2 separate regions of the Homo sapiens genome follow, and region 1 is linked to region 2. A link is a loop called in an ENCODE intact Hi-C map of the cell type or tissue named here. Cell type or tissue: GM12878. All regions are shown on one strand.

Region 1 (2,500 bases), 360 kb before region 2:
CATACATCTATGTAAGGCTGTTCACTGTAGTATTCTTTATAATACTGACACTTGGAAATACCTAAATGTTTATAAATATGGAATTGGTTAAAAAAATTACAATGACGTAGTATATGAGAATAAAAAGATATACATGGCTCATTGTAAAATAGAAATATATAATCCAATTTATGTGCAACATTAAACAGTGTATTTTGACAGAAATGATTTTAAGACTTTAAATACTAAGAGCAGTTTCTCTTGGAGTGTGGGGAAGGAACCCCACATTCAATGTATACGTTGACTGTAAGCCTAATTTCAGAAACACTGAGAAATAAATATGCATAATAGTACTAAGGAAATAGGCATTTCTATATTTCTTTGATACTGGGAACATGTTTAGAATGAGGAAGGATGTTCACCCAAACACTGACATTGTTTTGCCTGATTTATAGTGTTTCATATGATTTTTATATACTTCATTAAAATTATCTCTAGTTTGAAATTTTATTTTATAATGAGTAAATACCATTTTAAGAATCCAAAAAATGAATAAGGACATTTTGCGTTAAAAAAATGCATGGCACTTCCAGGCACACCACTTCTCTGTAGGTGAAAAGCTTGATTTATAGTATAATAGAAAGTTAAAAAAAAAAAAATTAGCAGGCCAGGAGCAGTGGCTCACGCCTGTAATCTCAGCACTTTGGGAGGCCGAGGTGGGCAGATCACTTGAGGCCAGGAGTTCGAGACCAGCCTGGCCAACATGGTGAAACTACAACTCTACTAAAAATACAAAAATTAGCTGGGTGTGGTGGTAAGCACCTGTAGTCCCAGCTACTCAGAAGGCTGAGGCAGGAGAATCACTTGAACCCGGGAGGCGGGGGTTGCAGTGAGCCAAGATCACACCACTGCACTCCAGCGTGGGCCACAGAGCGAGACTCCATCTCAAAAAAAAAAAAAAAATTAGCACATGAACATTTGTCCTAGAGAATGCGAGGTCATTCTGGTCTTGACTGTAGCCTTCCAATATTCTAGGTCTAAGCTCGAGTTGCTACCAAGTGTTCTGTGCACTCTGGGCACTGTCACCAACCCCCGGACTTCCCAGTTTGTGACCTCTCCCAGCAGACCCTGTGCCTTGGTGCCCAGAGGTCTGGCTGCTGGAATGCCCCTGAATGGAGGCACCCTTGCAGTGCTGCACAATGTCCTCAGCAGCTACACAGTACCGCCTGGGCCGCTGGCCTTGTTTCAGCTGCGGGATGAGTCAGTGCGAGCAGGAAGCACCCCCAGCACAGGCCTGCGGTGAGTCAGGGGAAGCAGAACCCAGAACAGCAGGGAGCGGCCACCTGGCAGATGGCCCAAAAGCCATATTGTGCCTGAGGACAGCAAGGAGAGGGGCAGTTCTCCACAAGAATTAAAGTTGCAAAAGCCTCTCTACTCTCAATAATTTCAGCAGTCAGATGCTTTTTATTTTCCCAAAGCCCACAGATGTTTCATGCTCCTCAGACACTCACTCAGAGGGAAATGCTTACTGGAGAAGAGGCAATCATAGTGCCTTAATCTTTTTATAATGGGAAAAGAGGTTAAGTGAAGCTCCTTTAGACACAGGCTTAATATCTAGCCTGGTTCTAGGGCCAGGATTTTAAAGTCCTCAAACAGTCTCATTTATTTGATCTGAAAAACAGAAAACTAAAAATCAAATGCAGTTAATTTTTTTTTTTTTGGTGGGTGGGGGATGGAAGAAAGGAGGAGGAGAGAAAAATCAAACTGAGTTATATGGAGACCACAGAACACACTGGAGTCAGTAAACAGAATGGACCCACAAATCTCCATCAGTGGAATCTTGAGTAAGTTACTAAGCCTTAGTTTTCTCATCTACAAAATGGAAATAATACCTGTACTTTCTGTTTCAAAAGACTAGAGGGAGAATAATATGAAATTATGCATATAAAAGTGCTTTACAAACTGAAAGACGCTATTATTTCGTTGTTGGCATTTGGAGAGGAAGCACTGTACTATATACCACAGTGTACTGCCCATAGCTGGATACACTGTAGGAACTTAGTAAATATTTGTTGAGTTGTCTGGAGAAAAAAAGGACCAATATCTTTGGTAAAATAAAGCAGAGAAGAGATTCAGTATGGGAATTTCTGACAGGATGATCCTTTTCAGAATCAAAAAAAAAAAATATATATATATATGTATATATATGTATATATGTATATATATGTATATATGTATATATGTATATATATGTATATATATGTATATATGTATATATGTATATATATGTATATATGTATATATATGTGTGTGTGTATATGTATATATGTATATATGTATATATATGTACATATATATGTACATATATATATGCTGAGAAAAAGCAGAAAAAATAAGCTTTTATTTTTCACATGTTATTTTATTAAAAGCACAAGATAATACTCTTCAGGAAAATGAATACATGTAAAGAAATGCAATAATATTGTATCTACAAATTATCAATCATGCAGGGACTGCCAAT
Region 2 (2,500 bases):
CCGCCTCCTGAGTTCAAGCGATTCTCCTGCCTCAGCCTCCTGAGTAGCTGGGATTACAGGCATGCGTCACCACGCCTGGCTAATTTTTTTGTATTATCAGTAGAGAAGGGGTTTCTCCATGTTGGTCAGGCTGGTCTCCAACTCCCGACCTCAGGTGATCGGCGCGCCTCGGCCTCCCAAAGTGGCATGAGCCACCGTACCCGTCCACAATCTAACTTTATAACTGCTCACAGGAAATACCCACTCAGTTACCCTGTTGTGTGATTTCATGAGATGCTCTCTTGTTGCTTGTCTTCTGGTTTCTTAGTTGAGAAGCTTTCAATTCCTCCTTCTTTCATTTCCATCATCAACTTAATTTCACATTCTCTCTATTGTTGGCCCTGAAGACCAGACGCACATTACCCGAAAGCTGGGTGGCTGGGCAGACTCCTATTTGGTCTCCCTGTCTCTAACCCCTTCAAATCCTTCCTATCAAATCCCATGTTGGGCACATAGGTGGTGTCCCATTTATGTAATTAAATACTGTGTAGGCTGCATCAGTCAATTCTGCCTACAAGGTTGATGAGTAATAGGTAAGAGCCCCACTGAGAAATAGAAATGCCATCTTCCACACATTTCCATAGCCCACTGGGTTGCTCACTATTCAATTTTTATTATCACATCACCACCACGAGAAGGTAGGTCGGAGAGCAATCATTTCATTCTATAGATGATGCAACTAAGGTCCCGAGGTTAAGTGAGGCCTTAAGGTGCTGGCAGAAAGATCACACCCAGCGCACTGCTCTTACCATTGGAATCAGGGCTGTCGGTCCGCTCCAATTGTCTGGTTTCCTGAACTTATTTTCAAGTTCGCCATTGAGAGAAACCTCCGAATGACTAATTCTTAAATTTAAGGGTGCATAATAATCACCTATGGCTCACCGCTGCATTTCCGATTCAGCAGGCTGGGGTGGGTAGCGAAGTCTGTATTTCAAATGAGCCCCTCAACCCAGGTGACGCAGGCGGTGTGGGGACCGCATCCGGAGGGCGACCTGGAGCCGACTGACTTCACAAAGGCCTCCTGCCGCAAACCTTCAGCGGCCACCAAAGCCCCGGCTGCCGGCGGCGGACCACCTCTGCTGCCGCGCGCCTACCGGAGCCGCTTGGCCCTAGTGCTTTCCAGCGGATTTCCCCTCAGGTGCGGAGCCGGGTGCCGGGGTCCCACAGCCAACCACTACCGGTTCCTCTTTCGTCAGCCACCGGCGCCGGCAGGACCCGCGAATCCCGATCTCCAGGAGCCTGTAAGGAGGCCGCCCATTGGCTCAGCCGCACTGCTGGGCAGGTACTTCCAAAGCTTTGAGGATTGGCTGATGCTCTGGGCGCCGGGGCTAGTTGGCGGGTAGGATCACGTGCGAGGGGCAGGCCCCGTCTAGGCCCCGCCTCCTTGCTGCTGCTGCCGCCGCCAATCCTGGTCCGGTTGCCCGAGTTCCCGGAGGTCTCTCGCGGGACCTCTCTCACCGCCACCGGTGGGTCCGTTCGGCCTGCGTTGTATTGGAAGGGAAGAGGGGTTTGAGGTCAATTCTGTTTCCTGGGGTTTTCACGAATTTCGGGGCCCACAGTAGGCTTGCCAACTTTAACTTTTGCCTAACACTTTACGAGAAATCCTATTTAGCCTTGGCCACTGTTGCATCAAAGAATTTCACATCCAACAAAGTGCAGCCTAAGAATAAAGAACAGGTCTTTAAACCGCATACCTTTAATTAAGGTGTTCTTATTTTTTCTGATTTGGCTGGAAACAGGCAGAGACCACCCCAGATAACCAGTTCTCAGCCTTGCGTGGGACACCACGAGTCCCACGTGTTTACGTGTTTAAGGCACTGGCAAGCAGGGGAATTTGGTTTCTGGGAATGTGCTGTCTTTGTGAAAACTGTGAAAAGTCTTCCCTGCTACATTGAAATAATCATAAAATAATAATAGCTAATGTTGAACACTTACTATGTATCAGACACATGCTAAGCATTCAATATTTCTCATCCAGTTTCTGAATGAAACCTTCGCAAACCACATAATGTACTGGTACTATTAGCTACGAATTACATATAAGAACACCCGAAAGTTGTTGTCATTTGCCCAAGGTCACCCAGCTAATAAATATTGAAGAGATTCGAATCTAGCCTGAACTCTTACAGTAAGACCGTTCGTGAGATGAATTTATATGTGCTATTTTTCCAGTCTCTTTATCCAACAGCTCTGACAGAGGATAGTATCTACCTTTTTTTTTTTTTTTTGAGACGGAGTCTCGCTGTTCTGCCCAGGCCGGACTGCAGTGGCGCGATCTCGGCTCACTGCAAGCTCCGCCTCCCGGGTTCACGCCATTCTCCTGCCTCAGCCTCCCAAGTAGCTGGGACTACAGGCGCCCGCCACCGCGCCCGGCTAATTTTTTGTATTTTTAGTAGAGACGGGGTTTCACCGTGTTAGCCAGGATGGTCTCGATCTCTTGACCTCGTGATCCGCCCGCCTC

The links. Hi-C counts contacts between places; a loop is a spot of excess contacts. Peaks named below come from ENCODE experiments on the same cell type or tissue, not always from the same donor. Only the 100,000 strongest peaks of a DNase experiment are listed, where the experiment ranks them.
Region 1: it touches region 2 in a loop (2.3-fold over the local background); 12 of 110 quality-filtered maps call a loop at or near these places.

The regions. Positions count from the first base shown.
Region 1 is chr10:103,907,203-103,909,702 of GRCh38, forward strand. The region is part of intron 3 of STN1 (STN1 subunit of CST complex); the gene reads right to left. Among named protein-coding and RNA genes, the nearest start is that of STN1, 9.7 kb to the right of the region's middle. RefSeq lists enhancers at 501-1,102, 966-1,095, 1,147-1,291 and a cis regulatory region at 1,219-1,221. In GM12878, no CTCF peak of the experiment used is centred here; a DNase peak (open chromatin) is centred at 1,239; H3K4me3 peaks cover 557 bases; H3K27ac peaks cover 1,304 bases.
Region 2 is chr10:104,267,765-104,270,264 of GRCh38, forward strand. GSTO2 (glutathione S-transferase omega 2) reads left to right here and starts at 1,420. Exons shown (of 7, transcript NM_183239.2): 1 at 1,420-1,505. It overlaps MIR4482 (microRNA 4482), which reads right to left and starts at 641; the gene lies at 572-641. It overlaps LOC124902497 (a long non-coding RNA gene), which reads right to left and starts at 1,153. Exons shown (of 2, transcript XR_007062284.1): 1 at 789-1,153. RefSeq lists enhancers at 670-729, 740-909, 960-1,299. In GM12878, no CTCF peak of the experiment used is centred here; a DNase peak (open chromatin) is centred at 1,277; H3K4me3 peaks cover 2,063 bases; H3K27ac peaks cover 1,859 bases.